Linked DNA regions of Homo sapiens: region 2 is linked to region 1. Evidence: read pairs that join two places in POLR2A ChIA-PET (ENCODE). Cell type or tissue: Caco-2. All regions are shown on one strand. Links, peaks and the distances in the headings refer to the core of each region. The heading gives the core; the rest is flanking DNA. Region 1 overlaps POLA1 (DNA polymerase alpha 1, catalytic subunit). Region 2 has its middle 22 kb from the start of POLA1.

The links. ChIA-PET counts read pairs that join two places held together with the same protein. Peaks named below come from ENCODE experiments on the same cell type or tissue, not always from the same donor. Only the 100,000 strongest peaks of a DNase experiment are listed, where the experiment ranks them.
Region 2: POLR2A ChIA-PET joins it to region 1 with 10 read pairs; 2 of 35 experiments call an interaction of 5 or more read pairs at or near these places.

What each region holds. Positions count from the first base shown.
Region 1 is chrX:24,800,911-24,806,293 of GRCh38, forward strand. All of the region lies in intron 26 of POLA1 (DNA polymerase alpha 1, catalytic subunit), which reads left to right. Among named protein-coding and RNA genes, the nearest start is that of POLA1, 110 kb to the left of the region's middle. In Caco-2, for the core only: no CTCF peak of the experiment used is centred there; no DNase peak of the experiment used is centred there.
Region 2 is chrX:24,669,625-24,675,007 of GRCh38, forward strand. It overlaps a transcript of PCYT1B not described here. Among named protein-coding and RNA genes, the nearest start is that of POLA1, 22 kb to the right of the region's middle. In Caco-2, for the core only: no CTCF peak of the experiment used is centred there; a DNase peak (open chromatin) is centred at 3,207; H3K4me3 peaks cover 620 bases.

The DNA.
Region 1 (5,383 bases), core at 70-5,069:
ATGGAGAGATACTCATAAATCGTATTAAATTTGTCTTTTTGGGAGGAGAAGCCTTTCAGAAATTGTTGTTTATTCAGTGTTTTATATTCTTCATACATGAGCTACCAGAAGGTCTAGGTTGTAAATTAAGGATTTAAAACAAAATCAGTTTATCTGGAAACTATAGTTGTATGGGAGAGGTACACTTATAGTCAAGTTTATAATTAATGGGCCTTTGTCATTGGAATAGAAATTCTTTTCTCTTGAGTGAATATTTGTTTATATAACATGCATTGTGTTTGAAGGTGGGATCAAAACTGATTCACTCTTCATTTCTTGCATGGAAAAAGCCAGCATTTAAATGTGTACTGTGTGTGGGCTTAATTGCTGCTTTTTGTAACCAACTTTAGGGTCCTGTTGTTGTGGAGATGCACTTACTGATCGATAATGGTTTGCTCTTCTTAAGCTGGACCACTAGGAGTTTTCCTCCTTTTACTAGAGCCTAAAAAATAAATATTTATTGAATTATTACTTTGTGCCAGGCATTTCGTTAGGTTTAATGCCCATGATATGATCTCTGCCTATAATTTGCTTATGGTCTCTTAATCTTACCTTTTGTAAGAGAGTGGTGTGTTGTGGTATGCACAGAGTACTTTGGGGGATACATAGGACTAGGATATTCATTAATATCATTCGGTTGGGGAGTCTCGAGAAGGCTTTTCTGACAGTATTAAGTTCCTTGTGAAATAAGTAGATGTTAGGTAATAATAACCCCTAACATTTATTGAGCTCTTATGTCCCAGAGACCATACAAAACAAAGTACATACATCGTTAAATTTAATGCTCACAGTAGCCCTATTAGGAAGCTTCAGTTGCTATCTCCATTTTACAGTTGAGGAATTGGAAGGTTAGAGAGGTTATATTGTTTGCCTGAGGTCATCGCACAGCTTATTAGCAGTGCTATTAGGCTTTGAACCCAGGTAGCCTATATTAGGGTTTTCCAGAGAAACAGAGCCACTAGGAGAGGTGGGTGGGTGTGTGTGTGTGTGTGTGTGTGTGTGTGTGTGTGTGTGTGTGTGTGACATTTATTGTGGAGGCTGTCAAGTCTGAAATCTGTAGGGCAGGCCGGCAGCCCAGGGAATAGTTGATGTTTCAGCTACAGTTCGAAAGCAGTCTGCAGCAGAATTCGTTCTCCCTTGAGAGACCTCAGTCTTTTCCTTTTAGGGCCATCAACTGATTTGATGGGGCCCGCTCACACTGTGGTGGATATACTGCTGTACTCAAAGTCAACTGATTTAAATGTTAATCTCATTTTAAAAAAATACCTTTACAGTGACATCTAGACTGGTGTTTGACCAAATATCTGGGTACCGTGACTTAGCCAAGTTGACACATAAAATTAACCATCACACAGCCTAACTTCTCAACTCACATTTTTAACCACTTGGGGAAAGAGCATGTAAAAACACAGAAGCAAGAAGAAAAGCATAGCCTGTTTAATGAACCTAAAATATTTTGAGAGGGCTGGTTTGAAGGTGCATGTAGGAAGTGTTAGAAGATGAGATAGGCCTCAACTAGATGAGTCTCAAGGACAGGCTCAGGGGTTTGAATTTTATTTCAAGAAGTACATTTTATTATAGAAAGAACACTGGCAAAGTGTGAAGATTGGCTTGGGAGGTAGTGATGCTAGAGACAAGTAGGCCAAGAGAGTGATGGGTGTCTGAAGGAAGGACATGGGAATGCAGAAAAGGTGCCACATTGGAAAGATGCAGTATAGTTAGTGTAGCATATGTGGGCTCATTGGATTAGAAAGGAAACCATTTGGGGCCAGGCGTGGTGGCTCATGCCTGTAATCCCAGCACTTTGGGAAGCCGAGGAAGGTGGCTCACCTGAGGTCGGGAGTTCCAGGCCAACCTGGCCAACATGGTGAAACCCCGTCTCTATTAAAAATACAAAAATTAGCTGGGCGTGGTGGCGCCTGCCTGTAATACCAGCTACTCGGGAGGCTGAGGCAGGAGAATTGCTTGAACCTGGAAGGTAGAGTTTGCAGTGAGCCGAGATCGTGCCACTGCACTCCCAGCCTGGGCGACAGAGCAAGACTCCATCTCAAAAAAAAATAACAATAATAAAATAAAAGATAGAAAGGAAACCAGTCCTTGGTTCTGGTTGAAGGTTTCTGGAGGGGCCAGTTATCATGTTTGGAGCTGGTTAAGGGTTTGGAGGAGATGGGTGGGATTTAGAATGAATGCTTATGGGACCAACAGTTGAATGTGTGCCTGGATAGAGAAAACGCTGTCATCAGTGTGTATCACTGATTCTCAACCGGTGCAGTTTTGCTCTTCCTAGGAAGTGCTTGACAATATCTGGACACAATTTTGGTTGTCACAGCTGGAGAGAAGGAGAGCACACGGCATATGTGTGTACTCATACTACTGATGAAATCTAGTGGGTAGGGGCTAGGGATGCTGCTAAACATCCTGCAATAGACACAGGATAGCTCCTTATAATAAATAATTATTCAGCCTAAAATGTTAATAGTACTGAAGTTGAGAAATCTTGATATATATGTAGATGTGTATATATACCCCCGAAGTGTGGAAAAGAGATCTCAACAGGTGTTGGATGTTATTATGTATTTTAAATGTACCCACTCACATTAAGTGCATAAAGATGTATCCAGACAACTTGTGAGAACTTACGTGTTTCTAGTTATTTTACAACCACATAGCCCTCAAAAGCAACCTAGAATATGGAAATATATCCTCACAACGCTAATTATCCTTGTTAGGTACACTAGTACTTCCTTTTCCTAATACTGAAGAAGTAAATGTGATTGAAATACAAACCAACCAAATATAATGAAGAGACATTTCTACATGTCAAAGTTGGATTCTAGATTTTTAGACCTGTGAGGAATCTCAACCTCTTCATTTTATAAATGAGGATATTGAGACCTAGAAAAGGAAACCAACTTGGTCCCAAATCACTTAGCTGGTAATTGGCAGATTAAACAAGTGCTCTGATTTCAGACCCTAGACTTAAAAAAAAAAAAAAAAAAAAAAAAAAAAAAAGCACGAATATTTGTATAACATTTTATCTTTGCAAAGCACTTTTTAAGCCTGTGGTTCTTTTTATTCTTACCTAGCTCAGGGAACAAGGTGGTAATATCACCCCAATATTAGAGAAAATAAAACTAAGGTTTAAAGGCAGTAAGTAGCCCAGTATCACAGAAGTGTTAAGTAGTGAAGACAGAAAGTACCATGCTTATTAAATCCATAGCCCATATTTCTTGAACATTTTTAGAGGAAGACACAAATCTAAGAATAACAGAGAATAGGAAAAAGACAATCTAATAGAATAAGGAGGAAATAAATGTTCATCAAGTGAGAGAACTGAGTAGCACTGAGTCCTGCTTGGCAGTTGCTGAAATTTGGAATGTGGAATGCTTAGGTAATGGTTGGATTATCAAATATCATAATATTTATATTAATATTTCACCTGCCTTTCTCTTTCCTAGCCTTCAAAACCATTTATATTTTACTACCCCTGTTATGCTAATGTATTGTTTAATTTCCAGTTTATTTCTAATTTTATATCATCGGTAATGGAAGAATCCTAAAGCCATTGAGATTTCAGTTGTCATTCTCTTTTTGCATTATTTGTTTAGAATTTCACCTTACTCAACATTTTCTTAACTTGTAGGATTTTCTTTGTGTTTAATATCTGCATCATACACCAAAGTGGGTTTCTTGTTAATAAGTAATACTATAGTAGACATGTTTTCGGAATAGGACCTTGAAACTTTTTTTTTAAGCTGTGGAAAGCTGGTGTTTTCTCTCTATTGTTTAGTATTAATAAATACTCTTTTAGTCTGTAATAGCATCTAAAAACATTTCATAACCTTTGGATGCATTGTGATACAACAGTATTCTATTTTAACAAGATACAAAGACTCAGGTGTTATCCTGAACTTATTAGGAGAACCTACAAATACACATCTTAGTAGTAGTTGGTCTTAGGTTGTTGCTGTTGTTAACCTTGGCACACACAAAAAACATCTTTCTGCTTAGTAAACCATATCGTGGGTATATTCATGAACACATTATTTTCTTTAGAAAACAATTTTTGATACACATCTAAATTTCCTTTCTAGTTCCCACTACCCTTTTCCAGCTTTCAGAAGCTCAGACTGGGGTTAAAATTCCTTTTCGTATTATTTTAATTATTGCTCTCCCCACCTCCACCCCTTTCCTGTTTCCCCCTCCTCTTTTCCCCTAACGGCACTGTTCTGCAAAGCCTGCAATGATTGATATGATGGCAGTGCTGTCATTCTTTTTAACCAAAAAAAAGTCATTTTTGTTCTAGTTATTTTAATAGAGTCCCATTAAAGATGTATTGCTGACTGAAATATCGGCGTGAAGGGCTCTCACTGAGCTGAGCCCAGGAATTAAGAAGTCAGGAAATCGGCTGCTGCATTGCAAGAGAGCCTTGTGTGACACCGAGTCTCCTGATTGGGGAGATCATTACTGCTATTATGACTCGACTTGCGTAGGAATTTTAAATTCCATCTGAATGTCAGTAATAACCCTCTTAGCAAATTATCCTGAATAAAATCACGAAGGCATTTTATATAATAGGTGTTGAATTACTGGATAGATTTGCTAATTAAATACTCTTTGTTCTGCTGCAGTTGACATTACAGGGTAAGATCTTGAACAATTATTCTCAACAGCTGTACTTTGTTAAGGGAAAAATTAACCACAAAGTTTATTTTTTTATACTTGAAGTTGGCAGATTTTTGAAATGTGCTTGAAAAAATTCCATCATCCAATTGGTAATGAGTAGATAAATATGCAGGTGTTGCTGTGAAATCAGATAACTGCAGACTGCCTTATTAATGAATTTAGCAAGCCTTTATAGCCCTGTTTTCTAGCCGTTAGCACTTACAAAATGATTTTCTGTCAGAATGGGCAGCTTTAATATTACACTTGTCACTTCAAAGTGAACTTATGAATGGTCATCTTGTAATCATTGTACCTTGTGTCTAGTAGACCTTTCTGGGTACTTGTGGCTATTTTTAAAATGTGTTTCTTCAATGGGGAAAATACCTGTAATGTATAAGTGTTTGATTGTTGACTTCTAGAACATTTATGTGGTATGAGGTTTTTTTTTTTTTTTTTTTTTTTTTTTTTTTTTTTTTTTTTTTTTTTTTTTTTTTTGAGAAGGTAGTGAGACATAATGAAAAGAAAGTGAAACATAAAGTCCAGCTTCTGGATCAAGCTTTTGGGCAAAATCTCAGAGCCTAATTTTCCTCATTTGTCAGTTGGGATTTATAATACTGTGTACCCCTTAGGATTATTCACTTAGCATTCTATAAATATTTATTAACAGCTCCCATGTACC
Region 2 (5,383 bases), core at 302-5,301, 130 kb before region 1:
ACCTTATTCAACAGTGTAGATTTAAAGAAAAAGTGAAATTGGATGCTGGGAACCCAAATTCCAGCTCTATCCTTGCTATCTTGGACAATTAACCTCTGTGAGCTTCAATTTTCTCACTTGAAAATGGGAATATAGGCTAGGGCTCAGTGGCGCATACCTGTAATCCCAGTGCGTTGGGAGGTTTAGGTGGAAGGATCGCTTGAGGCCAGGAGTTCAAGACCAGCCTGAGAAACACAGCAAAACCCCCATCTCTACAAAATATTTAAAAATTAGCCAGATGTGGTGGTGCATGCCTGCAGTCCTAGCTCCTTGGGGGGCTGAGGCAGGAGGATCACTTGAGCCTAATAGTTTGAGGTTACAGTCAGCTATGATTCCACCACTGCACTCGAGCCTGGGCAACAGAGTAAGACCTTGTCTCAAAAAAAAAGAAAGAAAGAAAGAAAGAAAGAAAGAAAGAAAGAAAGAAAGAAAGAAAGAAAGAAAGAAAGAAAGGAAGGAAGGAAGGAAGGAAGGAAGGAAGGAAGGAAGGAAATGGGAATATAAATAATATCTACATCACAGTATTTGAAGTAAGAGGAATTGAGGTAATGTCTGGGCATTCTCTTATTTCCAAATAAGTACCAACCAAGTACCAAAATTAAACATGTGGAAAATAAATACTCAACTCTCTTATTTAAAGGTAGTTTCCATTTCCTGAGAGCTATAAAAGATTATTAAGTTCATGATTATTTTCACCTTTCAGATTCAATATTTAGCAGCAATGCTTGTAACTATTGGCTGTTAAGTAACTCCACCAGCAGTAACCAGAAATGGTCGTGTGTCAGCTTGGGTGGGGGTATCAATCTATGGTACACAAAGGGCTGGTAGTCAGAAAGTTTAATTTACAGAAGTTGAGCCTGCCTGTGTGAGAAAAGTACACTGAGAACCGAAAAGCATGAGAAAAATGTTAATAAAATCATTCTTTATTATTGTTACCATTAATAATGTAATCCATTTTAATTGCTCAAGGAGGTTAAATAAGCCTATTCAATTTAATAGAGAAATCAAGGCACAAATTAGCAGCATAGGCAAATGGTCAGGAGCTTGAGTCCTTTTGTTGAATACAATTACATAAAATAAGCCATGGAAAGTACTTAGCCCGGGACATGTCACCCTATAATGTCAACTATTATAATAATGATAAGTGATACATTTGGGAGACCATGAAATTAGAGGCCTTTGTCTATTTTCAATTTGCAAAAGGTATCAGAATACGGAGTGATATTTGCACAGATTTAATTCTACATGACTGGAACATAGAAGAATCATCTCAACTTTCCATATCTGCACCAGTCCAGAACTGAATCTAGTTGTTTTTTTTGGCAACAGAGTCTCACTCTGTTACCCAGTCTGGAGTGCAGTGGCATGATCTTGGCTCACTGTAACCTCCACCTCCTGGGTTCAAGCAATTCTCCTGCCTCAGCCTCCCAAGTAGCTGGGATTACAGGTGCCCACCACCATGCCTGGCTAATTTTTTTGTATTTTTAGTCGCGAGGGGGTTTCACCATGTTGGCCAGTCTGGTTTAGAACTCCTTACCTCAAGTGATTCGCCTGCCTAGGTCTCCCAAAGTGCTGAGATTACAGGTGTGAGCCACTGTGGCTGGCCTACATCTAGTTATTTTGATACTACTTCAAATCTAATTTTGAAATGAGGCATGAATGAATGAATGAATGAATGAATCAATCAATCAATCAATCAATGCCTCCTGATTCCCCCATTAACTCAATACAATTGGCTAGTAAAACTCATGAGTCTTCAATATACAGTACAAATTTCTCCAAATTTAAGATAACATGGAGGTGACTGGGGAAGGGACCAACTGGGCGAAATGATCAATCAGTCATGTAGCTCAAGTGTCTGCTGGATATGAACCTAGACTACTTTCTGAGTAATATGGTGCTTAAACCAGCCACCCATATCCATTCCAAGGGGCATGAGAAGGTTTTGAAGGGATGCTGGTACAGGAAAGACCAGGGCCTGTGTCCATTCTCAGGGTAGTGGAGTGAAACCAGCTTCACCGTTAAGCAGAGAAATTCCCTCTGCCTCGTTGTTGGGAAGCTGCCTCTGGCCCTCAATCTCTTCTTCACATCATCTGGGGTCCTTCTTAACACTTTGTCCCACTGCCTAAACTTTCTCCATCTAGAACTCATTCAGTTTAACAAGGTTCCCCTTGAAATACATTCTCCGGGCACCCTCTGCCCAAGAGAAAAGACCATATACAGTGGTCTCACTTAAGTGACAGTTGCATAACATTGAATTCAGAAATGGATTGTCTTCACTTGAGGTCAGGATTTCGAGACCAGCCTGGCCAACATGGTGAAACCTTGTCTCTATTAAAAGCACAGAAATTAGCTGGGCATGGTGGTGCACGCCTGTAGTCCCAGCTACTTGGGAGGCTGAGGCAGGAGAATCGCTTGAACCCGGGAGGCAGAGGTTGCAGTGAGCCGAGATCGTGCCATTGCACTCCAGCCTGGGCAGCAAGAGCGTAACTCCATCTCAGAATAAAAGGAATGGGTATTCTAATCAGGATTTTGTGACGTTTCTACTAGGAGAATTTCTCATTTCATAGGATAAAGAACATTTTGTTAAAACATTTCTGCAATACCCTCAGGCTCCCATAGCATATTGATCTGACCTTTTTTTTAGTAAGCAAATTTGTTCTTGTCATCTAAGTCTATCCAGGGAGCTGACATACTCTGCAAGGGGATAAAGAAATATTAGTCACAATTTGTTTTTCTTTGTCTTTTTTTAAATCAACTTAAGACGGAGAAGATAATGTTTCCATTTTTAGTGTGACTATTAATTAGCACAGATTCATTACACTTGCAGATACATAGGACTTTACTTTTTGAACTGACTTTGATATTCAATAAGGCAAAAATCAATAAGAAAGTATTCACATTACCTTGCGCCACAATTGGGGAGCGCGATTGTCCTCTTCCATGATGCACTCCTGATGGCCTACCATGCCTGCTCCTGATCTTTTTATCTTCTCTAGAGGCCTCTACCCTTTGGAGTTCTTTTGAGTCACAGGATGAAATTTTTGTTGCTCACTTGACCAAAGGTCAAGCAGGCTCTCTGTGCCCAGCGCTCAAAGATAAGCTCGGAGGAGCTCGGAGTGTCCCAGTTGTTGAATAAGGAGAGATTTGAGTTGCTAGGCACTCTTGCTTTACTTACCACAAGCCTCCTCTTGTCCCCTCTGGGCTGTTGTTCATTGACAATTGCTGTGCTCTGAACTAGCGCTATGATGGCCTGTTGTGCGGGGACAGGCGGGTTGTGGTGAAAGCTGCAGTCGTGAAAAAGGCTATTGTTTAATCTACCCCGTCCCTCGCTGAAGCTATGGCAACAAATTCCGTTGGTGAATTAACTATGTCATTGTGCACTGGCTCAACTGATTATGCTCCTGGAATGACAAACATTTTCTCTCTTTTTTTCAAGACAAACAGTGACCGAGACCTTGAAGTGTTAATATACAACTCAGCACTTTCTTTAAATAGGAGAATAAAGATGGAAAAAATAAATCTCTCAAACATACTTTAATTGATTCTAATAAACATTTTATCCCTTCCAAGGAGCTATTCTCAGCACCATTGATAATGAATTTGTGCATCTTAACTATGTGGAGTCTTCGGAATTTGTGTTAAGGTAATTTTCTCTCAGATAACTCTGTGTTAAAAGAACTCTTTAAATATGCATGTGCTTCAGGCTTTCTAAGAACAACATTCTTTTTAAATCTGGCTGCACCAAAGGGCTATGGAAACCTTGGCTGCAGACTGTTACCTCAGTTTAGAGGGAAGGCAGCTGGTCCACCTAAACTCACCTTTGCCAAGTAAAGATATCCTTTGTCCCATCCTAGCAGGAAAACTCTTAGAATGCTTTCTCCTCTATTTTAAGCTCCAGGACAGTAAAACGTGCTCTGATTGGTTGAAGGATGCTTTTCAGACTCCCTCACCCCTCCCCACCATTCATTCATCCTATACCTTCTGCATCTGGGTACCCTGCCAACTGCTGGGGGAGCTCTGCCGGTGGCCACACTGTTTCCTAGTGTGGTAGTGTGTAGTGTTCTGACTTGCTAAGTTGGAATCACATTTCCCAGGATTCCCTTCCCTGAAGGCTTTGGGTTAGAGTTGACCAAAAGAAGAATTTGCATAAGATATGGGAGGTGGAAGTGAAGTAGGAGCGGTTATTTTGCAACGGTTGTTGTGGTTAGGTATGGTAACAAACAGAGGTAGACGTGAAATCGGATCCCGCTTGTCCTCACTCTCCCTCACTCTGTGTCCAGATCTTCTTTGTGAGTGCTGATCCTGTTGACCAACAGGAGCCCCAGGGCCACCACTGGACACTTGGCTGCAGGCCCATAGAGGTAGGAACAGCTTCCCATAGGTCTCCCCAACCGGCTTCCCCTTCCACTTGCACAGTTGGATGTGCTGGGCTTCTCAGACTGATGGTGGGTGGCTCCTCCCATCTTCCAATTTCCTCCTGGACCTTCAATCCCCCATCCCTCTCACAATGGGGCCAGGACTAATTCCTATGATAAATCGCTTCCTCCACAGCTCATCGTGGTTCTGCTTCTGTGACTGAATTCAGATTAATAACACTTACTGTTTCCAAACAACACAAGCACTGTTAGGAGAGCATCCTCAGCATGGAGAGAGGTTAGAGGGCCGCAGGGAGAAAACTCCATGGAAGTTGGATCGAAAAGTATCTGAGGACCCCAAGGAAATAGATGTTATATTTGTATCAGATCTCTCCCTACAGTTGCTGATAGCCCTCACCCTGCAAAGCCTTTCTTCAGATCCAAACAGTTAGCTCTTCTTTCTTCTTCCCTCTTGTGGCTTCCCCTCATCCTCATTCTGTTTGTTTGTTTGTTTGGAGATGAAGTTTCACTCTGTCACCCAGGCTGGAGTGCAATGTCATGATCTGGCTCACTGCAACCTCCACCTCCCAAGTTCAAGTGATTTTCCTGCCTCAGCCTCCTGAGTAGCTGGGATTACAGGCGTGCACCACAATGCCCAGCTAATTTTTGTATTTTTAGTAGAGATGGAGCTTCACCATGTTGGCCAGGCTGGTCTAGAACTACTGACCTCAGGTTATCCACCTGCCTCACCTCCCAAAGTGCTGGGATTACAGGCGTGAGCCACCGAGCCTGGCTGTCCTCATCCTCATCCTCATTCTTTTTTTTTTTTTTTTTTTTTTTTTTTTTTGAGGCAGAGTTTCGATCTCGTTGCCCAGGCTGGAGTGCAATGGTGCGATCTCGGCTCACCACAACCTCTGCCTCCCAGGTTCAAGTGATTCTCCTGCCTCAGCCTCCCTAGTAGCTGAGATTACAGGCATGCGCCACCA